2 separate regions of the Homo sapiens genome follow, and region 1 is linked to region 2. Evidence: read pairs that join two places in POLR2A ChIA-PET (ENCODE). Cell type or tissue: MCF 10A. All regions are shown on one strand. Links, peaks and the distances in the headings refer to the core of each region. The heading gives the core; the rest is flanking DNA.

What was found. Peaks named below come from ENCODE experiments on the same cell type or tissue, not always from the same donor. Only the 100,000 strongest peaks of a DNase experiment are listed, where the experiment ranks them.
Region 1: POLR2A ChIA-PET joins it to region 2 with 13 read pairs; 4 of 35 experiments call an interaction of 5 or more read pairs at or near these places.

What each region holds. Positions count from the first base shown.
Region 1 is chr11:134,113,654-134,125,473 of GRCh38, reverse strand. All of the region lies in intron 1 of JAM3 (junctional adhesion molecule 3), which reads right to left. It also overlaps the pseudogene PTP4A2P2. Among named protein-coding and RNA genes, the nearest start is that of SNORD153, 32 kb to the left of the region's middle. RefSeq lists enhancers at 1-396, 397-935. In MCF 10A, for the core only: no CTCF peak of the experiment used is centred there; a DNase peak (open chromatin) is centred at 5,143.
Region 2 is chr11:134,027,762-134,039,581 of GRCh38, reverse strand. LINC02731 (long intergenic non-protein coding RNA 2731) reads right to left here and starts at 7,310. Exons shown (of 3, transcript NR_027276.1): 1 at 6,722-7,310; 2 at 1,941-2,070. LINC02730 (long intergenic non-protein coding RNA 2730) reads right to left here. Exons shown (of 2, transcript NR_186708.1): 2 at 11,180-11,820. RefSeq lists silencers at 2,029-2,318, 2,399-2,608 and enhancers at 1,753-2,724, 5,791-6,518, 6,519-7,246, 7,947-8,446. In MCF 10A, for the core only: no CTCF peak of the experiment used is centred there; DNase peaks (open chromatin) are centred at 4,281, 4,531, 4,851 and 5,411.

The DNA of each region.
Region 1 (11,820 bases), core at 1,761-9,760, 86 kb before region 2:
ATCTATCCAGAACTAAAAAAGAAAGCAACAAATAAAGTGGGAAGAGGATCTGTACGAAAAGGAAAACATGAATCAGACCTTGAAGCCTAAAAGGAGATCCCATTGTTTGAGTAAAACCCTATCTTGGATGAGTCTGCAAGGGAAGCGACCTAAAAAAAGCCTCTGACATGATGTGCAGCTGGCACCGTCATCTTCAACACAGCCATCTCTTCCTTCCAGGGAAGATGTGGAACTAAGTTGAGAGAGAGAAGAGGGGGCGGGAGCTGCTTTTGGCTGCCCGTGCAGCGGCGGTGGCGGCGGCACGATCGGCCGGGCTGTAGCCGTTGTCCGTCCGGGAGCGGCTGGAGCAGCAGTGGCGGCGGCCGTGCACCTCGGGAGGCGACACCACAGGGCAGCGGCGGCTGCAGGAGCAGCAGCAAGACAGACTCGTGGAGACGCGCCGCCGCCACCGGGCGGGTGTCGCGCGCTGAGGCTGGGGGGTGTCGTCGCCGCTGCCGCAGAGGTAACTGAGGAGAGGGGCGCCTCCTCGCTCCTGCCACCGCCGGACTTCAATGCCCGGTCCCCGCTCGCCAGCGTTTTTCGTTGGAATATACGTTGCACATTTACGGCGATTCTGAGTGTGAGGGCAGACTTCTGCCGGGCTCAGCACAGCGTTTTCGCTGACAAGCTTAGAGGTTCTATGTGCCATAATTAACACTGCCTTGAACACTCCTGGACACACCGACCGGCCTCAGAAATAGCTGGCTTTTTTTTTTAATTGCAAGCATATTTCTTTTAATGACTCCAGTAAAATTAGGCATCAAGGAAACAAGTGGAAAGCGACCTACACTTTTAACTTGCCTCACTAGTGCCTAAATGTAGTAAAGGCTGCTTATGTAGTTGGATTTTTTTGGAGTCCGAAGGTATCCATCTGCAGAAATTGAGGCCCAAGTTGAATTTGGATTCAAGTGGATTCTAAATACTTTGCTTATCTTGAAGACAGAAGCTTCATAAGGAATAAACAAGTTGAATAGAGAAAACACTGATTGATAATAGGCATTTTAGTGGTCTTTTTAATGTTTTCTGCTGTGAAACATTTTGATTTATTGATTTCTTTCACTTTTCCCATCACACTCACACGCACACTCACATTTTTCATTTGCCATAATGAACCGTCCAGCCCCTGTGGAGATTTCCTGTGAGAACATGCGTTTTCTTGTAACTCACAACCCTACCAGTGCTACTCTCAACGAGTTCCCAGAGGAACTTAAGAAGTATGGAGTGATGACTTTGGTTCGAGTTTGTGATGCTACGTATGATAAAGCTCCAGTTGAAAAAGAAGGAATCCACCTTCTAGATTGGCCATTTGATGATGGAGCTCCACCCCCTAATCAGATAGTAGATGATTGGTTAAACCTGTTATAAACCAAATTCTGTGAAGAGCCAGGTGGCTGTGTTGCAGTGCCTTGTGTTGCGGGATTGGGAAGGGCACCTGTGCTGGTTGCACTTGCTTTGATTGAATATGGAATGAAGTACGAAGATGCAGTTCAGTTTATAACACAAAAAAGAAGGGGGGCCTTCAATTCCAAACAGCTGCTTTACTTGGAGAAATACTGACCTAAGATGTGATTACGCTTCAGAGATACCAACGGGCACTGCTGTGTTCAGTAGAAAGAAATGTAAATGAAGGCTCACTTGATTGTGGCATTTAGAGGGAACCCTTGGTACCTGGAAATGTGAATCTGGAATCTTACCTGTGTCATCAAAGTAGTGATGGATTCACTACTCCTCAACCACTCTCCTCATGATTGGAACAAAAGCAAACAAAAAAGAAATCTCTCTATAAAATGAATAAAATGTTTAAGAAAAGAGAAAGAGAAAAGGAATTAATTCAGTGAAGGATGATTTTGCTCCTAGTTTTGGAGTTTGAATTTCTGCCAGGATTGAATTATTTTGAAATCTGTCTTTTTAAACTTTTTCAAAATAGGTCTCTAAGGAAAACCAGCAGAACATTAGCCTGTGCAGAACCATCTGTCTGGGGAGCACACTCTTCATTATGCTTGGCACATAGATCTCCCTGTGGTGGGATCTTTTTCCCTTTTTTGGGGGGGGGGGGGTGGTGGTGTATTTTTCTCCTTTTTTCCTTCCTCTCCTACATGTCCCTTTTTCCCCTGATGCAAGTTGTAGATGGAATAGAAGCCCTTGTTGCCGTAGATGTACGTGCAGTCTGGCAGCCTTAAGCCCACCTGGGCACTTTTAAATAAATAAACAAACAAATAACTAAATAAATAAAAGCAGTGACATATAGATATATTATATGATCCAGGTGGTTTTTAGTCTTTACTGATGAAAGGGTGTTCATGTTAGCTTCTTTTCCTCAAAACCCTATCTAATACTAGACAAAGTAGCCAAGAGCCTTTTGTTTTATTTTGATAAATTAGTGGGGAAATGGCATTTTAAGAGGAGTCTCTTCTCAAAGAAGTTAGCTGAGAGTTGAATTCTTCTCTTCCCTAACCAGTGAAACTAAGTGGATATCCCAGAAACTTGTCTTCTAAAAGGGAGGACTCCAGGCCATCAACAAAGATGTCCAGGCAGTGGGCCTACTTTCTACACCCTGTACAATTGTGGGCTGTAGCGTTACTCTGATTTTCTGTCTAGTATCAGAGAATGCTGGTAGCTTAAAATTTTTATTTTAGGACTTGTACTGTGAATGTTCAGAAACGGTCAAAGAAATAGCAGCGAATTCACATATTTTCGACTTGAGAAATGCTTGTGGTGTTTTCCAAACTGCCCCCTATATGTAAAGTTCAGTTTAACCATTGATTGCCTTGTTATTACTAGGTTCTTTTGAGATTAAAAAATATCCCTGGTTTAAAACCAGCGATGATGCCTAGTGAGTATGTGTCCACAGGCCATAACAGGGTAGAAAAGCAACGTTGGGCAACGCAGTGAGTAGCGCAGGGACTGTGTTGCTGGTGAAGCGGTGTAGCAGCATTTCTGCAGATTCTTGGCTGGGTTTAGTGGACTGATCCAGAAGAGGTGTTTTTCTGATCCTTTGTGGAAGGCAGTTACGATCAGGCTGCATGGACAAAGCAGGTAGAGGGGTACCATCAGGGGCTCTTGCACTATTTTTACCTCTAAATATTACATTCTCAGTAGTGCCCTGCTTCTAAGGCTCTGAATACAGGCTTAAAGTCATCTTATCTTGCTGGAATTTGCTGTGCAGAGCCATAAGCCTCCCATTTTGTTAGCGTCAGCTAGGCCAGTAGGAACAGACCGGGACCTTGTCTCACACTGATGATACCTCAAATGTTGGCCGGCTATGTGAACTGCCTATTTCCTATTGCTGGAGTTTTGATTTTTAACTAAATACAAATCTGTAGATTCTCTCTTCTCCCATCCCAGAAAACAAAACAAAATAATGCTTTCTGAAATTGTTTCTGGGACTTAAAAGTAAAAAAATAATGGTATATCCAAAATTCTCCATTTCAAAACACAACAACAGATTCCATTAATATAGACTCAAGATCAAAACAGCACACGTGCTAAGCTAAGGTAGACAGTGTTGACTCCAAGTGTTTTGATCAATACCATGACAAACCTTTTCCCTTTGACACACTCTGAATTTTGTTTGGGAGGAGGGTGTGTGTGTGTGTGTGTGTGTGTGTGTGTGCGCACACATGCACGCAGTGTCCATCAGTATCAGTGCCTGCCCAAGTTAGGAAAATTACATTCCTGGTTCTGTATTGAGGAGAAGGATGTATAAAGCAACATGAAACATTAGCCCTCATTTTCTTTTAAATTAAAGACTAATGTTAATTGTTCTCAAAACTGGATTTTTTTCCTTAAAATTAAAGGAATCTTTTTCTTTTGGATTTAATGAAGTATTGCTAGCTGAAGCCAGTTTGACATAGAGAGATGTCAGAATGATTTGAAAGGTGTGCAGCCTGATTTAAAACCAAACCCTGAACCCTTTTAAAGAACAACAAAACATGTTTTACATGCTCAAAAAAAAAAAGGAGGGAGCTGGCAGATGGGAATGATAAGGCAGGAGAGGAAATGAGGAAATACTGACTCGCTTCTGCTCACAATGGCCTTCCTAGCTCACACGGCTCCTCAGATTCTTCTCTGGAACTACTGTGTTCTGTTTCCCCTTCCCTTTCCTAATTTGGAACAATTTTAGCAGCTGTGGACAACAACTGCAGTTTCTTATTTCAGTTTTGAGAGACCTTCCGGAAACTCTGCCAGAGTCTGCGGATCTGATGCCAGACAAGTTATATGACAATCACTTCGCTTGTTTAAAATACCATTTCCCAACCCACCTCCTCACGCCCTGGAGCACAGTCCCCCAGTTCTAACTCAACAGGCTGGGAAAGGTCTGGATCTGCACTGTCCCCAGCCTCTGGAGTGACGCTATGCACAGCCCCATTTGGGATGCCCTACTGAGGCACTCCTTCTGTGGGGGCCAGACCCAGCATCTGCGGTTGGTGCACAGAAACACAGCTCTATTGTTGAGCATGAGGATGACGCCTGCTTTCCTGTACTATTCTGAAGAGTTACTGGCTATAAAATGCTTCTACAGCTTCAGGCAAAAAGAACTAACATAAAATATTATTAAAACAATACATTTAAGCCATAACAGATATTGAGGTAATGTTAGTCTCAGCCCACAAATTTCCTGATTCCATAGAGCCTGGCTCATTTTGATGGATTTTGCTAAGAGTTTTCACATAATGGCGTGAGCATCCTGAAGCAGAGTGAGGGTCCATGAAAAACTGAACTCCCAGATTCGTCAAGGTTTGAATGTGCAAACTCCCCGTCCTCTTTCCTTGTGGTAGTGAAACTCATCGGAATAGCAGAGCAGACTTGTTGACTCATGAACAGAATGCTGGGGCACTGGGAGACGGGAGGCTTCCAACATTAACAATGGCTACTAACATTTAACTGCAGAGATGCTGAGAGAAAAATCAATGGTTGTCTTAGCTTTCCACGAAAAATTAAATTAATTTGGGTTTATACTCATTACAGTAAGCCAAGAAGGAAAAGAAGTTCTTTTAGAAAATGTTTCCACTCTGAATCTGATGTGTTGCTCACTAAGAACTAGTTTATGCATGTCTGGCTCTCTAAGGAGTTATATTTAGCTTGCTGGCATTCTGTCCAGTTTGTCTCTTGCTCAAAAGACATTTTTCCTTGACCAGGACTCACGTCAGCATGCATTACTGCGAGGCTGCACTAGCCGCTGAGGCTCAAGCCTAAACATACAACGGCAGCGCAGGCTTTCTAGTGGAGAAAGGCTACATGTTTACCCTTCACAGCAGACCGCTGCTGTACAGCTGCTTCGCAGAGTCTACCCTAGAGAAGAATATATCCCATAAAATAGCATCTTTGCAGCAATGTCTTAGTTCCTTCACCAATTTTTTAAGGAATTTAAGAGAAAATGGGGGGTGGGAGGTGGGGGTGGATAAAGAACACATATCAGCATTTTACAGACCCACTCACCCATACACACAGCAAAGTATATAGTAAATCGATCAAATATGGGTTCTGACAAGAGCACAGCCAGCTGAAGTCCTGGTTATATTTTGTGACCTGGCTTAACTAAATGGTTATATACAAAACAGACCATTGAAAATGAAAGTACAAAAAGACCCAACCAAGTATCATGGAATTCCAAATAAACCTAGCTGTGAGGGTTAATTTTATGTGTCAACTTGGAGGGTTTTTAAGATGAGATTAACATTTAAATTTGTGAACTTTCAGTAAAGCAGACTGCCCTCCATAATGAGGGCGGGCCTCACCTGATCATTTAAATAAAACACAAAGACTGGCCTCCTCTCCAAGAGGAAACTCCTCCAGCAGACTGCCCTGCAGACTTCACTGGCATCGTCGACTCTCCTGGGTCTCCAGCCTGCTAGCCCATACTGCAGATTCTGAACTCACCAGCTTTCTTAATCGTGTGAGTCAATTCCTTATAATACATCTCTATCTCTCTATCTCCTAATAGTTCTGTTTCTCTGGAGAATCCTAAACACTAATACTCTGGCAATGGCACTTCTTAAAAGAAAAATCTTAAGTCATTTCACTGTATAGACATTATATGAAAAGCTCTTCCAGTGGCGATCCTAAAAGCTGAGTCAGAGCAGTACCATGTAACACCCCAGGGTTAAGCCAGCAGGAAGACCTCAAAGCAGGTGCTATTTCTTTGAGTGTACAATCTTTTCTTTCTATTTGATTCTATCATTTCCAAACCCAAACCACCAAAGACTTCTTGCCAGTCGTGCTGACTCATGCCTGTGATCCCAGCACTTTGGGAGACTGAGGAGGGCAGATCACTTGAGATCAGGAGTTTGAGACCAGCCTGGCCAACATGGCGGAACTCTGTCTCTACTAAAAAAAAAAATACAAAAATTAGCCGATGTGCTTGCTTGAACCCAGGAGGTAAAGGCTGCAGTGAGTTGAGATCATGCCACTGCATTCCAGCCTGAGCAACAAAAGCAAGACTCTGTATCAAAAAAAAAAAAAAAAGATTTCTTGAGCACAAATCTGATTAATCCAGTCAGATAACACCAGAGTAAAACTCCACCTAGCAGCCACCTTAAATAGAAGTGTTCGAAGAAACGGCTAACCTGGAAAGACCGTTAACCAACCCCGCTCTCATCTCCAATTGAAAGGCTTTTAAAGCATAAGTGGAAAGTCCAGGATTATCATGGGGAGGAAATTATTGCCATGTTAATCGAAGCTATGAGGAAAGACAAAAGAGAAAGGGAATGGCTGGGTCTTATATACACTTTCACCATCAAACCACCAAGTAAAAACGTGGATAAAATATCAAAGAAGGAGTGGTGGCAGGGAGAGAGGAGGAAGAGTAAAGGCAGGGTGAAGGCAGCAGAGCAGACAAGGTTGGGGTTGGTGGGAGACAGGCAGGGGGAGGCCAGAGACAAAGAGAGGACAGAGAGGAGGAAGTGAGAATAGCCTGAAGGACAGCACCACTTCCATTGTAGTGGTGCAATGACTTCCCAGTGTTTTCAGTAACTCAGGGAGAACCTGTGCAAAGGAGATGGAACTGTACAGCACTTGGCTTGACTCACCATGGGCTCAGTTCTACACTGAAATAATGGAAATATAAAAATGATGGGTGGAGGGAGGGTCACCATCTTTGCATGAGCCTGGCACTGTTACTTTTTCTAACTGCAGACCAGTCAGACCAATTATAAAATATTCTTGGCTCTAAAGCACAGATGAACACATAAAATCCTCCTGCCTGTTGCCATGAGACCCATCTTAGAGGTACTGAGGCATGACAAATGTGTATGACTAAACACAGAACATGTGTCAAGGCATATTCTTGTTCAGTAAAATAACTCATTTGGAAATACATTATCCCTAATATTTGCCCTGAGCATAAGACCTTGGCATGAAGCTACTTTCTGTGTGAGCCCAGTCCCATAAACACTATTTGCATGTGATTACAGATTCTGGTATCAGAATTCCAAGAGAGGAATGTGTGCTCTCATATGCTACAAAAAAATAATTCAAAGTTACACCTGCATTCCAACTGCAGACATTCTGCATTAACCCCCATCCAGTATAGCCTCTTTAGGGCTCACAGTACCCTTCGGAGGTACATGGAACTAGCCTTCACTGTTATCTTGAAGACAGTGCAGGAGTGATCACCCTTCTTCAGAATCTGAATGGATGAGCTACTTCAGGAACCGAACTTGAAAATATAAGGGAATCTCACCTATCAAAGACCATTGCATGGAAGACAGGGACCAGTTATTCGTTTGCTTTGTTTCACTCCACTGTCATATCCCACTGTCATATCAACAAGAGGAAACATATTCAAGCTGCAAAACCTGGGCTTTAGGTTTAACATGTTAAAGGAAAAATAAATATGCTATAAAATATTCCAGTGGTAACTGGGATGCTGAAGGAAAGTGGAAGGGGTGGTGGTATTTACAAAACAGTTGAATTCTGAGATGTTCACATCAGTTTTACTGCAGTCTCTCCTGAGGTAGAACAGACTGCAAACTACCAAATATTTCTCTCTAATAAGGGAAGACATCAAGACAGCTTTACTTCTTCCCCGCCAATTTGGATTGTTTTTCTTTTTTTGAGATGGAGTTTTTTGCTCTTGTCGCCCAGGCTGGAGTGCAATGGTGTGATCTCAGCTCAGTGCAACCTCCGCCTCCCGGGTTCAAGCAATTCTTCTGCCTCAGCCTCCTGAGTAGCTGGGATTACAGGTGCCCACCACCATCCCCGGTTATTTTATTTTATTTTATTTTTTGTACTTTTAGTAGAGACAGGGTTTCACCATCTCAGCCAGGCTGGTCTCAAACTCCTGACCTCAGATGATCCACCCACCTCAGCCTCCCAAAGTGCTGGGATTACAGGCATGAGCCACTGTGCCTGGCCGTGGATTGTTTTTTTTTTAAGTTTCTTTTTCATGCCTGGTTGTATTGGCTAGAACCTCCAATATGGTGTTGAGTAGAAATGGTGTGAGCAGATATCCTTGTCTTGGTTAAACAAATAACTATAAATACGTTGTAGGTAATGACAGCCAAGTTTCTCACATCAAAGAATGAATATGCAAGGGGAAAATGCTAGAATTAACCCTGTAGTGCTGAATTTGAGTCAGACATACCACTATAAACTAATGTTTATTTTAACATAGATACAAATAGAGAAATAGTATAGATATGTGTGTATACGTGGATATAAATACATGTATCTCCTAGCCCTGTTCACCGAGAGCCTAGAAGCAGTGACACCTGATAACCAAAAGCATTTCTAGTACCCAGGTCTAGTTTCCCATATACCATTCTCTAGTAAAAAGAATCAGGGCTCCCTGAAAAATGGCTGATTCTAGGACAGGGAAAATACAAGATAAGCCTGGAGCACCCTGTAGTGTCAGAGAGCAAGAAAGTGCTAAAAAACAAACAACGACAAAAAATCCCAGCCACCTGAAAGAGCTTCCAGTGGCCAAAGCTGGAAGATTTTAAGAAAAAAAATTATGATACTATTGGATTATAATACAAAGAATACAATACCCATAAATCCACACTAATATGCATAAATGATGAATAAGCAAATAAATGAGAGACAGAGGCCAAATTTTCTTTACAGGAGAATTACAATGAACAAATGTAGAAAGAATAAGGGAAATAGGAAATAATCATTAGAACACCATAGTAATAACTGCTATAGGGAACATCCACTAATGACTGCCAATATTCATGAAAAAACTTTATCAGAATACTTGAATAGCCTCATAACATCTTATCCACCGAAATATTTATTAATTATTATGGTAATTTTAGCATACATCCACAAATTATCTGATTCTCCTCCCTCCAGGAAGTGAAGCTTAATTTCCATCTCCTTGAGTGTGGGCTGAACTCCTAAAAAATAGAAAGGGAAAAAGAAACATACTAACTTTACAGTGGAGAAACCTTGTAGACACCACCTAAACCTAGTGATCAGGGTAGCAATACCAGCAACATGTCATGATGATATTATATACCCTTTGATATGATGAGAAGGGCACTGCACTTTTATGGTATCTATCCCCTCCTCCAATTTTTTATTTATTTATTTTGAGACATGGTCTCATTCTGTCACCCAGGCTTGAGTGTAGTGGCGCAATCATGGCTTACTGCAGCCTCAAACTCCTGGACTCAAACCATCTTCCCACCTTGGCTTTCTGAGTAGCTGGGACTACAGGTGTGTGCCACTATGCCTTGCTAATTTTTTTTTTTAAGAGACAGGATCTCACATGTTACCCAGGCTGGTCTCAAACTCCTGGGCTCAAGTAATCTTCCCACCTCATTCTCCAAAAGTGCTGGGATTACAGGCATTAGCCGCACAGCACCTGACCCCCTCCCCCAATCTATAAACCAAGTCTAATCATGAGAAAACATCAGATAAACTCAAATTGAAGACTTTCTGCAAAACACCTAACCACTACTCTTTAAATATATCAAGGTCATAAGTTATAGCTAATAAACCAACAAAAAAGACCAAACAAAGTTACCCAATAGAAAAGAAGGCATAAAAAGAACAAAAGAACAAAGAACAGATGAAACAAAGGAAAACAAATGCAAGAGAAAAGACTTAAACCTAACTATATCAGTAAACGCAATGTAAATAGTCTAAACATCCCAATTAAATGGCATATATTGTTAGATTAGATTTTCTCCTAAAAAAGCAAGGCAACTTTAAATATAAAGATACAAAGCTTCAAAATAAAAGGATGAAAAAAGATATACTAAGTTAACACTAGCCAAAAGAAAAGTGGAGTGGCTATATTAGTATCAAAGTATATTTCAGAGCAAAGAATATTACCAGGGATAAAAAAGGTTAGTTCATAATGATAAAGGAAGTCATTTCATAACAATAAATTTAAAAATCGATAAAGAGGTCAATTCATCAAAAGAACATAAAAATTCTAAACATGTATGTACCTAGTAACAGAGCTTCAAAATATATTATGCAAAAACTGAAAAGAACTGCAAGGAGAAATAAACAAATCCATAGGATTCTTTGTTCGAGATTTCAACACTACTCTCAATAGCAGAACAAGTGGACAGAAAATCAGTAAGAATGCTGATTTTTAAAAATTCTATCGACTAACTTGACCTACTTCACATTTATAGAACACCTAACCCAAAGACAGCAGAATACATATTTTTGACAAGTGCAAATGGGACATTTACCAAGGTAGACCATATTCCGAGCCATAAAACAAATCACAATACGTTTTAAAAGATTCAAGTCATACAAAGTTTGTTTTCTGACCACAGTGAAATTAAAATAGAGATCAGTACAGAAAGGCATCTGAAAAATCCTAATGTTTGGAAACTAACACATTTCTCAATAATCTGTAAGTCAAAGAAGAATCAAAAGGGAAATTAAAAAGTGTTTTAGCTTGGTCCTGGTACCAAAAGAGAGATAGAGACCAATGGAACACAACAGAGCCCTCAGAAATAATACCACACATCTACAACCATCTGATCTTTGACAAACCTGACAAAAACAAGAAATGGGGAAAGGATTCCCTATTTAATAAATGGTGCTGGGAAAACTGGCTAGCCATATGTAGAAAGCTGAAACTGGATCCGTTCCTCACACCTTATACAAAAATTAATTCAAGATGGATTAAAGACTTAAATGTTAGACCTAAAACCATAAAAACCCTAGAAGAAAACCATTCAGGACATAGGCATGGGCAAGGACTTCATGTCTAAAACATCAAAAGCAATAGCAACAAAAGCCAAAATTGACAAATGGGATCTAATTAAAACTAAAGAGCTTCTGCACAGCAAAAGAAACTACCATCACAGTGAACAGGCAACCTACAGAATGGGAGAAAATTTTTGCAACCTACTCATCTGACAAAGGGCTAATATCCAGAATCTACAATGAACTCAAACAAATTTACAAGAAAAAAACAAACAAACCCATCAACAAGTGGGCAAAGGATATGAACAGACACTTCTGAAAAGAAGACATTTATGCAGCCAAAAGACACATGAAGAAATGCTCATCATCACTGGCCATCAGACAAATGCACATCAAAACCACAATGAGATACCATCTCACACCAGTTAGAATTGCGATCATTAAAAAGTCAGGAAACAACAGGTGCTGGAGAGGATGTGGAGAAACAGGAACACTTTTACACTGTTGGTGGGACTGTAAACTAGTTCAACCGTTGTGGAAGACAGTGTGGCGATTCCTCAGGGATCTAGAACTAGAAATACCTTTTGACCCAGCCATCCCATTACTGGGTATATACCCAAAGGATTATAAATCATGCTGCTATAAAGACACATGCACACG
Region 2 (11,820 bases), core at 1,615-9,614:
TTCCTAAGGGAGTTTCTGGGGGATCAGAGCTGAGAGGCAGGCCCCAGCCCTACCTTCCCTGCCCCGTCTCACCTACTCTTTGCCCATGGGGGCACTTGTCTCTGGCCCCACCTTCTGTCCCCCCAACTGCCTGTGAGTCCTCTTCGGAGCTCTGGCCCAGCCTGAGCTGGACATGGGCGGAGAGGAGACTATTTTTAGCCCCAGACAGAAGCAGCAGCTGCACAACTGCCTCTCTGAGCTTGCCTGTCCACGGGAGGTTCAGCTAACGGGGGTGAGGCTGGTGGGGGAGGGCAGGAAGGCTGGCCCAGCCAGGGGCCCTGAGAACCCCAGCTTCCTCTCACCCCTCCCAGGAAAGGAGCCCTTTCTGTCCCAGGACGAGTTGCCCTCCCCTCCGGCCCCTAGCGTCTTAATCCCCAGTGATTTAGCAGCTAAGCTGTGGAGGCTGCAAAGTGGGGCAGGAGGGGAGGATCAAAGGGAATCCACAGAGAGGGGAGGAACCAGAGCCCGGCCTAAGGCTGGTCCGCCTGGTCCTTGCCACACTGGGAACTCTTCTCTTCTTGTCCCTGAGAACTCAGACTCCCAAGCTGCAGGCTCTGAGACAGTGAATTTTTAGTCCTGTTCTGTTTTCAGGCATTCACGTCACAAGGCAAGCTGAGCACATCCACCTGTGCTTTCTGGGAGCTCTGCGTCTGCATAGAAAGCAATGGGCTTCCCAAAGGTGCTGGGCAGTCGTGGGGTTCGATACAAACTGCATTTGATTGGGAGTTGGGGTTTGGCTGGACTGCCTTGATTTTCCCAGGGTGATCAGTCTTTAACACGAAATGAAAAAGGTCCTGAATGTCAACACTGATTTACAAAGTCATTCTTGGCCGGGCGCGGTGGCTCACGCCTGTAACCCCAGCACTTTGGGAGGCCGAGGCGGGCAGATCACGAGGTCAGGAGATCGAGACCATCCTGGCTAACACGGTGAAACCCCGTCTCTACTAAAAATACAAAAAATTAGCCGGGCGCGCAGGCGGGCGCCTGTAGTCCCAGCTACTCGGGAGGCTGAGGCAGGAGAATGGCGTGAACCCGGTAGGTGGAGTTTGCAGTGAGCCGAGATCGCGCCACTGCATTCCAGCCTGGGCGACAGAGCGAGACTCCGTCTTAATAAACAAACAAACAAACAAACAAACAAACAGAGTCATTCTTGCAATTCTTGCATCAGGGTTTCCTTAACGATGGCAATTCTGACGACTGCTGGAGACCAGGCAGGAGTGGGCATGGAAAGGGAAGTGCTGTGCAGACTAACAAATTAATCACATGTGTGTTCGCACCTGTGATTACGCGCAGGCACTGATCCAGGATCTAAGGATACCTTAGGTGAAGAGATAGACTAGACCCCTATCCTTGAGGAACTTACATTCTAGAGCATAGAAGCCCTTTCATGTTGCAAAATATATGCTCTTAAATCTAGGAAACAATCCAATGCTTTCATGTCTCTGAATGCTGCTACGGTGCCTAGCAGCTCGTTCCTAAAATCTGATTTCTCCCCAGCCTAGATTCTTGTTGCTTTAAGGAAATGATTCTCAATCTCTTCCATGGTGTACGTCTCTTTGTAAATCAATTAAAGCTGTGAACCCTTTTGCAGAAAAATGTTCAGAACACGGAAACATTCACAAACCTGCCTGCCGTTTGAGGGACTGTGGCTTTAGAAGTCCTGTCTTAAGTGTGGGAGGCAGCTGCCGCCTGTGCTGACGGCTCGGCCACCGCGTTTCCCAGCAAGAGCTTTGCAGCTGAATGTCAATCACAGTGCTCCACCACTGTGGATTAGAGGGAGCCGGCCACTGTTGCAAATCTGAACTAAAAACAATGTTTTAATTCTACCAAACTGTAGACAAACCCATTTGCAAAACTCCTAGCAAGTTATCATCTTCGTGTGGTCCCAGGTGAGCTCTGACCTTGGCCAAGTCCCTTCCTTGCTTTGGGTCTCAGTTTCCGGTTTGTGAAATGAGGGGGCGGAGGGAGCAGCGCCGAGGCCCCTTCCGGCTCTGCAGTGCCTCGAATTCTAGGCTGCTGGTGCGTCTTTTCCTGAGGGGAAACGGGGAGAAAGTGCAGCCTCAGGTGCTGGCCTTTCCCGGGAAGAGCTCCCCGCCGCCTTCCGCCGGCCCCACGCCTCCGCCCAGCTCCCGCCCACCGCCCTCCCCTCCGCGGCGCAGGAGGCCGGCCTGGCTCCAGGATGAAGCGGAGGTTGCCGCGGCGCTGGCCGGTTACGGCTTCATAAATCCCAGTTCCACGGGGGAGGGCCCAGCACGGCCCAGCACCCAGACGCTGAGGAGAAGTGGGGCTTTTCCGTGCGAGAGTGTGGGCGTGCCGGGCGCACGTCCGGGAAGGGGTGCTGAGGGCCGCCCTGCTCGGAGGAGACCCGCCCCTGCACCGCCCCTCCTCCCGCTCCCCTCCCGGGCCCTCTGGTTGGGAGAGTGGAGAAGAGTCGAGAAGAGTGGAGAAGAGTCGAGAAGAGTGGAGAAGAGTCGAGAAGAGTCGAGAAGAGTGGACAAGGCGAACCGTCTGCAGCGAGGCGGGGCTGGGGGGCGCGGGGAGGACGGGGTTCAGGCCGGTGTCGCTCTCAAGGGGCAGCCCTGGTGTCACCCCCACCCCCTCCCACGCTGAAGCCTTCCGGCCGAGCTGTGGCATCCACGCAAATGGGTGGGCCCAGGATTGGGTTTTCGGCTTGGCGGTGGGGGTGGGGGCGGGGGCGCGCGGCTAGAGACTGCAGGCTCGGAAGGATCAGATCTGTTAACTCCGAGTCCCTCCCTTGAAATCCGTGCCACCTTTCCCTTCCTCTTTCCCAGGGCCGCCTCGGCACCTCCAGGCCAGAATTTAAATGTTATCAGCGGCAATTGATCTGCTCGGGACTGAGGTTTCGGGTCCTCTGCGGAATTGGGAGGAGCGTGGATGGTGAAGGAGCTGCTGCACTGTGGCACGGGCTTGGCCGGGGCTGCCTGGCTCTGAGCAGGCTCGTGGGACGGCCCTGTAAGGACCCCACTGCAAGAAGGGCACAGAAGCACCTGAGTTGGCGTCTCAGCAGGGACCCCCCCAGGAAATGCCCTTCTACAGCTGGTACTCAAGCTCTTTACACACTTAGCCATCGCTATACACAGTCCACGCTTGTGCACCCACACCCACAAGCTTATGCTCACGTGCACTTTTTTTTTTTTTTGAGACGGAGTTTCGCTCTTGTCGCCCAGGCTGGAGTGCAATGGCGCCATCTCAGCTCACTGCAACCTCCGCCTCCTGGGTTCAAGAGATTCTCCTCCCTCAGCCTCTAGAGTAACTGGGATTACAGGCGCGCGCCACCACACCTGGCTAATTTTTGTATTTTTAGTAGAGATGGAGGTTTGCCACGTTGGCCGGCTGGTCTCAAACTCCTGACCTCAAGTGACCCGCCCGCCTTGGCTTCCCAAAGTGCTGGGGTTACAGGCATGAGCCACCGAGCCCGGCCTCACAGGCGGATTCTTGAATCCGTGTGTATAATTCTTCTCTTACAGTCATCCAGCAAACATGTACAGACCCTGCTCACGTTTCCACATAACCATCCTCGTCTTCCTTTTCTATCCTTCGGGTCCGCGCATTTGCCATCCATACATGTTACTGGATACAGTTAGCTGGAACATATGAAATGCCCTTTCCTAGCACACACAATGGATCTACGTATGTACAGGCCTAAAAACAGAATACACATCCTACATGACATGTACACATGTGCACACAGAAACAACAGCCTTCACGCCGTCTGCATATGCGGGCCATGCCCAGGTCCCAGGCACACAGGCCAGGCGACAGTCCACTTCATCACTCAATTGCCTGCTCTCTTTTCCTCACTCCTTCCTCAAGCAGCTGTCCGTGGGGGAGAGCCTCTGCTCCTAGCTATCGCAGTGTCTCTTCATTCTGAGTTGAGCATGGGAAACTGTGTGATGTAGGGAAGGATGGTGATACCAGGCCTCTGGGAGCCTGGGCTTCATAACACGCTATTTTGCTCATTTATTTTTGTATACCTTCACATGCCTTGTGAGGCCTTCCAGAAATAGATGTTCAAATCCTACCTCAGTTTCCTCATCCATAAAATGGATTAAAATACTATCTGCCTTATCTCCATTATGGCAATGTTGTGGGAATACAATTCAACATCTAAGAAAGCAGACTGCAAAGTGTAATATGCATGATGCTATAGGCTATCAGGGTGTGTCAAGAGCTGGCAAAGTCGGGGCAGCATTTTCCTGCTGTGAATCAGGCCTGTGCCGGTCGGTCTTGCTGAGGCCCTAGCCCAGGGCTTCATGAATCGCAGTAGAAATCTCACCCGCTCCTTTCCTCCGCCTGTGTCACCCTCATCCTCACTTTTGTCTGTCCCAGACATATGGCTACAGAGCCGACGGCTTGGGGAGGGCTAAGAGGGCCTTGGCACTGAGCGGGGCATCTGCCCTGGGCACGTGGGCACACAGAGGCTTGGCTCCCAGGCTTTTCTGAGGGCTTGCACCTGGGAAAGCTCCTCTCTGCTCCTGGGCACTGGGGCTGTGCCAAGCAGCTGAGTCCAAACAAGAGGCCCTGTGGTGTGGTGAGTTTCCCCGACCAGCCGGGGCTGCTTCCTGCACCTGTGTTACCCTGGGTAGGCATAGGGCTGTCAGAGGAAACCCCCAGTAGCACCTACACATCTATGATGGGCAGAGGAAGACCACATTTTTATCTAGTCCAGAGACCTCAATGCTTCAAGCCATGGTGGCTGGTAGGGGTTAGGGTAGCCCTGAAGGAGGGGAGGCAGGAAGCTGGGGCCAATGCCAGCATCAGAGGGAGGCCAGCAGTTGGCACAGCGCTGGCTTATGTCCAGCAGGAGCATGTGAGAGGTGAAGGCACCATTCTGCAGGAGGGCTGGCTGGCCTTGGGGCTTAGAACAGGCTCCAATTCAGTGCAGAGCCTTTATTCCTTTAGCTCAGCACGAACAAACCCAGGGTGGTGCTTATCTCCCTCAGTTTTATTCCTCCCCGGAGTGGTATTCAGAGAAGAAATTCCACTGGGACACCTGGTACTTGGTACTGCAGATGAGCATTTCTGGACATGCTAGGTGGAGGGGAGAGGCTGAGGCTGGGGTCCCAGGACCCTGGGTTCCCGCAAAACCTCAGGGCTCCCTGAAGTGAACGTAGGAACAAGCATGGATGGGTGGAAGAGGGCCTCTGTGAAGCCCATCCCCGGCCAGGCCCTGCTCTCTGCAGAGGTGATCTGGGTGACCCCCTCCCTCCTCCAGCTCTGCAGCAGCTCCCGGTTTCCAGCAGGGCTGGCCAGGAAGCCGTGGCCAAGAGGGAGCTGGGTAGACAGGGCCCAGAAGTCAGAGCAGTCAGGGGTGGAGCGTGCAAACTCTGCAAAGCTCTAGCCTGGCTCCACCCCTTGCCTGCCTGAAGCTCAAAAGGATGACATCACCCAGACTGAGGGCTCCAGCCTAGATGGGCTTCATTAGCAGGGAAAGCCGGCACCTGCAGGGCTCAAGGACTTCCCGGGTTTGCGGGAGGCGGTCCTCTGCTCCTCTTGTGAATCCGGTTCAGCTTTAGGGGTCTCTGCTCTGAGTCTTGGAGACAGCACGTGGCTATTCGGGCTTCCAAGTCTGGGGCTATGTTTCTTCTACCAGAGACCAATCTCTCGGGCACCAGCATAAGCACTCTTTCCTTCCACCCTGCCAAACGCTGCTTTTCCTTGCCAGCACCGGCTGCAGCTCCATGTTTCTGAGGCTCCGTGGAGAGGATTAGATCACTGATTCTAACCAGGCAGAGTCAGCCCACAGCAAACCTAATGTCCCCCTCCCTGTGGGCTCATGTACCCTCCCCAGCCCCCAAACCCTACTGGGTGCTTGTGTTGCCTGCTTGCAAAGCATATGCTTGGCTGCTTGCTTGGTGTCTGCTGTTTATCTGTCTCTTCCTACTGAACTTCTGTTTCTTCTTGGCCCATCTGGCTCCTGTGGTGCCCGTCTTTTGCTCGGATTGCGCCTGCAATCGACACTGTCCTCCCCACCCGCTTCCCCTCTACCCTCTTCCCTCCCAGGGCTTGCCTCTTGTGCACTTTGGGCCACTGGCAGGCACCCCTGACCTTGGGTGTGGGACCAGCGAGGACTGCCCCAGGCACAGTGGGGAGCCTGATGTCGGGGTGTCCCTGTAGTGTTCTGACGATGTCCTTTGTGGAGGGGCTTGAGGGGGTGTGGAGGGCAGTGTGGGAGTTGCCTTTGGACTGGGGCGAAGGCTAGGTCCTGGTGGAAACCTCCCTCTCCCTGGCCCTTCTGAGCTTCTTGGGGTGGGGGCACCACTCACACCAGACTATTGTAGAGTGATGGGAAAATGGCCTGTGGGTAGCAGCTGGAGAGAATGAGGTCAAGGAAGCCCCAAGGCTCCTCTGACCCAAAAACCAGGGTCCACTCAGATCCTTTCCGCTCAGAGGTTATGGCAGTCTGGTGGCTTGGGTGGCGGCAAGGAGCTGCAGATGCTCACATCCAGGCAGCCAGGGGTGGAGAGGGCTCTGGGCGTGGCAGCTGTGCCAGCAGTGCTGCCGGGGATCTGTCCCCACCCCGCCTCGTCCCAGCCTCTTGGCGCTAGTTCCCGTGCAGCCCAGACGTTTCTCCCCCTCTCGCCCCTCCCACAGCGTGCACACCCCTGCACATGCTCCCACCCGAGGAAGAGCTAAGCACACTGCAGCGGTTCACACTCACCCCTCCAACGCAGCCCGCTTCCTTCCGGGCGTGATGTGGCAGCTCATGGCTTCCCTGGGATTCACGAGGCCCTGGGAGGCAGACGGAGCAGGTGGGCGGAGCCTGGAGGAGGATGGAGGAGAAGAACCGGAGCCCCCACGGGGCAGGGCTGCCATTCGTCTGCCTCTCTGGACCAGGGTTGCTCCTCCAGGCTAAGGCCGGCTGCCGAGGAGGCTGTGCTGGGCCTGGAGTCAACAAGGATGCACGTGCTGGGGGCCATCAGCTGCTGCTCCCATACAAGCATCTGCTCCCACCAAACCCACAGGGCTTGGCTGCCAGGCCTTGCTGTGTGCCCACTCTGTGGCTCTGTTCTTTGTCTCTGTTGTTCCATCTGCCTGCTCCACCGGCTGCCTGGCTCAGCTCCTCTCGGCCTCTTTATTTCTCTCGGAATCTTCTTCCTGTTCCTCATTTCTCCCCATCCTTCTCCCCGTCTCTGTGCAACCACATTCATGCCCTGGTCTCCGAGACCTTCTTTCCTCCTCTGCCCTTATCAGTCATGCCTCTGTGTGCTTCTCTGCGTCTCCCCCATGTTCATTCTCCTGCTCTCTCTCTTGCTGCCTCTCATGCATATTCAGCAGCTCCTTGAAAACCCACCTAGCTTATTCTGCGTGTTAAATGCCTAGATCTGCTTCAGGCATGAGACTTCTTAGCCTCTAGCTCTAGGACGCCACCTCAGATCACAGTCTGTACTAATTGTGTAGAGGATGTTGGTGAGCCCACCTACCTTCCACCCAAGCATGGCTCACTCTACAAGTTCTCCTCTTCTGACCTGAAACAAGGCAGCCCCAAGGTGTGTCAGGCCCACAGCAAAAGCCATGGTGCACAGGAGGACGAGGACAAGGACGAGCACAAGGACGTCTCCTCTTAAAGAAACCCGAGGGCTTCAGTCCTGGAAATAAACGTAGGATCCAAAGTGTCTTCATCCTTTGGTGCTTTTACAGTCCGTTTTCATCCGCTCTATTATCCCCTTACAACTCCGTGGGAGGGGTATCAATGAAGCAGCTGTGGAGTTCAGACTAGAGGGCACTCCACCAGTGCGGCCCAGCATTTGAGGAACAGAGCTGGCATCAGAAACTTGGCTTCTGAATTTTTAGCCCTTGTCTGTGGCAGGTGAATGGACAGAAAGAGTCTGGAAAAACGCAGAAAGTGGCAACTGAGGGACAAGAGGACTCAGAAGCAGAGCAGAACCTGGGCTCAGCCCCCAGGGGAGGGTACAGAGATGAGGGAGACGGGGGAAGGCAGGAGAGGGCATGAGTGGCAGGCATCCGGCACCTTCTACCCCCTGTTTCCACCAGCCTTTAGGAAGAGAGGACTGGGGTGCTTGCCCTCACAGGTGACCCACATGTCACGTCACTCCCCGAGCCCCTGTGGCTTCTCCGTCTCCTTTCTCTGCCCTGTTATCTGGCCTCATGGTTTCTTCTCTGCTCCCATCTTCTCTCTCCTTCCCACCTGCAGATCACCTGCCTGCCTTTCCCCTTCATCCTGGGGGCCCAGCCCTTTCCTCTGCCCCAGTCCCCTCCCGTCTTTCTCATCCACCGACCTCTCTATGCTCCCCACCGTCCTCCTCCTAAGCCCCACCTGGCATTTGTCTTCTCACTGCCAAATGAGCCAGCGTGGGCTCGAGGTAGCCAGGAGCAGGGTGGTCGCAGTTCTCCACAGCTCCTGACCCTGGCCTGAGCCCCCAGGGAGCTCCCACGCACCTCTTCCTTATGAACACTGGGGGCGCTGGAGGCTCAGCCCCCGCCCCACGCATACCTGGGGCAGGCTTGCTTTCCAGCCCTTGCAGACTCACGAGGGGCCTCATTCTGGGACACGTTGGCAGCTGTGGGGTCGACACACCTCTTCTGCAGGGAGGGCTCCCGACACTTCCGTCCTCTACCTGCACAGCCGGCCTCCATTAAACACACGCCTCAGCCGGCCTGGAGACTCCATTTCTATCTCCCTGGCGTGGCTTTTCCTCCACCACCAGCTGCTTCCTAGTTTTTACTTGAGGCTCCTGGGACATTGTCCTAATTTTTTCTTCATTTTTCTTTGTATTTGTCTAGGAAAAAAAAAATCAACCCTAAGAAACCCTTGAAACCACACTATGTGTTTTAAACCCTTGACCCCACCACAGAGGACTCTAACGTTGGCCTGGGCCACTTTGCCTGGTCCCCAGGTCGGGAGTGAGCAGCAGGTGCCCTTGGCTCTCTTTTATCTCTTTTATTCCCCTTCTTCTGTGGAACCCCCTCTTGTTGTGTCTGGAGCTCTGGGCTCTGTGCAGTATAAGGAGTCCAGGAGAGAGCTTGAGATGTGAGCTTCCCAGAACACCAGGTGCAGGGGATGTGACACGTTAGGGGAGGAGAGAACTCAGTGGGGAGAAGCAGTTTCTCCCTCTAATTTCATATAGAAGCCGAAAGAGCTCGGTTAAGTCCAGCTTAGTTCAGCTGGGTCCAGCTGTGAGGCTTTGGGCCCCTCACTAAATCTCCCTGAGCTTCAGGTTCTTATCTGTAAAGAAGGAGCAATAATAACCCTGTCCCGCAGGATGGTTGAGAAGATTAAATGAGAAACTACAGGTGCAAGCCCTTCGTAAATTATAAAGAGCTCTAGAGAAGTTATTATTTATGGAGCAGATGTGGAGTATTTAGGCGTCAAGACTAAAGGAAGAGAGGATATGGCAAGCAGCATTTACTCGCTAAGAGGTTTAGGAGGGAATTCTGAGAAAGAACTCAGGAGCGTGAAGACTGCTCGAAGCCCAGGGGCCTCAGGAGAGGGGAAGGCACAGCTCCACTGCCCCACGCCCTCCATATGCTACGAGTGCCATCGTTTGCTTGTACAGACACTGCTGGCATGTTACAACCCTTGCATTGAGACTCTTGTGTTGGGGTATGGAAATGCAGGAGCCAGGTTGGCACATCCAGGTGCAAAGCTGAGGTCCCCACAGGAGAGAGCATGGGTGGTGAGTTTGTGAAGTGGAGTGCTGATGTCTGGAGCAGCTTGACTTCCTCCCTGGATGAGGAGACAGAAGACAGGCTTAACACTCAAAGACAGACACCAAAAACATGATGTCACTATAAAATTAACAACTGAAGTAGGTAAAAGAAACTTTAAAACATTAAAAGGCATTAAAAAAATCCTTTATCTTCCCCCCCTGCATGAGGGCAGTGGGCTGTCTTTAAAGCTCCCATCTGTGCTGGATCCTTGTGGAATTGTTAAGTTCCTCTTGGACAAGGACCTTGTCATTTTGGATTACATTTCTGCGCAGTGCCTTGCAGACATATCCACTTAATAGATATTACTTGACCGAGTGATTGGAAAAGAGCAGAACAAAGAGAGAGAGAAATGAGAGGTGAGCTGTTTTTATGTAAGCCATTGTGTAGGAGACTTGAGCATTCCAGCTTCGGTGCTGATTGAGGCACAATTTAAATCTGACTTCTTGCCTGAAAAGAAAAGAAGTCATAACACCAACAAACCAACTGCCTTGTACTCTTTCTATTTTGGCAGGGTCTGGATAGGATAGAAACATTGGGCTGTTGGGGTTGGAAGGCATGTCAGTAGGGGCAGGGAGGTATGGAATACATATAAGGAAGTTCCAGAGCTCAGAGAAGCAATTTAGAGAATCTGAGTGGACTAGTTGGCCCAATTACTACAGAAGAGGAAACTGAGGCCCAAAAAGGCAAACTGTCTTATTCCAACCCACCTTGCTTTTTGGTGGCAGAAATGGGAACAGAACATAAGTCTTCTGACTCCTAATCCTGAGCCCTTCCAATGACTGCAAACTACCTCCCAAGAATTGGTCTCAAAGAGGGACATAGCACCCAAACCAGGCTGAGCCTGAGGTCTACTTCTGGCCTGGAGAGGAAAAGTCAGACGGAGACAGAGAGCCCATCCCACAGAATGATAATAGCCTCTTGGGGTGTGTGCTTCCCCAACCCCACCTTCCCCATGATCCTGGCAAGGGCTGTGGATGTCAGAGCTTCTCCTGGGGAATTGGAGATCAGAGAGGAAAGTTTGGAGAGGGTTCACCCTGCAATGGGGCCAGGCCTGGGACCGAGACCCCATCTGCAGGCTTTCCTGATGACCCCTCCTTGGCACTCAGCATTGATGGGAATCCCACTGTCTCCTTTCCTGCCTGCCCCTTGGAGAAAGAGATGGGCTGAGAGCCTTGTTCTGGCTTCTGGCTCTGACTCCTGCTCTCCTGCTTGGACTGAGCCAAGAGGGTGAGAAGAATGGGAAAAGAGAAATAAAATTAGCTGCAGGATGAAAGATGCCCATCTGCTGTGTGGGTGAGGGAGCCCTGAGGAGGAAGGTGGACTACTTGGACAGCCAGCTAAGAGACTGAGTTGGGGATTCCTGACTTTCACAGACCCTAAGGAGCAGACAGTGTCGGGGAGGTCGGAGGATAGAATAGAAATGATGGAGATGTTGGAGCCAGTTAAGTTTGGGCTTAAGTGCTTTATGGCCTGATTCAAGTTACCTAACCTCTCTGAACTCAGTTTCTTATACCATAACATGGGGCAAAAATACTATCAACCCAACAGAGCTATTTTGAAGGCTACACAGATAAATGCACCAGAATTTCTGGAACACAGTAGGTGCTTCTAAGTGCTAGTTCCCATTCTTTCCATTATTCCAGCTGGGTCCAGTCACCCCCGTTTGCCCTCCAAGCTTCTGAGAGCAGAGCTGACCAAGCAGGCTCCAGGAGATGCTTCCCTGCCTGTTTTGGCAGCAGAGGGTCCACTGTGTTCAGTGTGTTCTTTGAGGGACCTCTTCCTTATGGGAGCTTCTTGGGAGTCACCACCAGGCACAGAGAGCTCTGGGTTGCAGATGAGATCCTTCTGTTATCTTCATATGTTTCTAAAGCAGCTATGCAGAGTGATCACCACAGTAGACGTGGGGTTCTAAAGAAAGGCGGCTGCTTGAAGGACAGGTGTGGCAGGAAGTGCGGCTAGGGAGGGGCCCCACACTGAGGGGCTTGCTCTAGACTTGAGAGGCTAATAGGCCACATCTACACAGCCGTGGGCCCTTCTGCTGTCTCTGGCACAGCAGGAAGAGATGGGATTTGCAGGCAGACAGGTGCA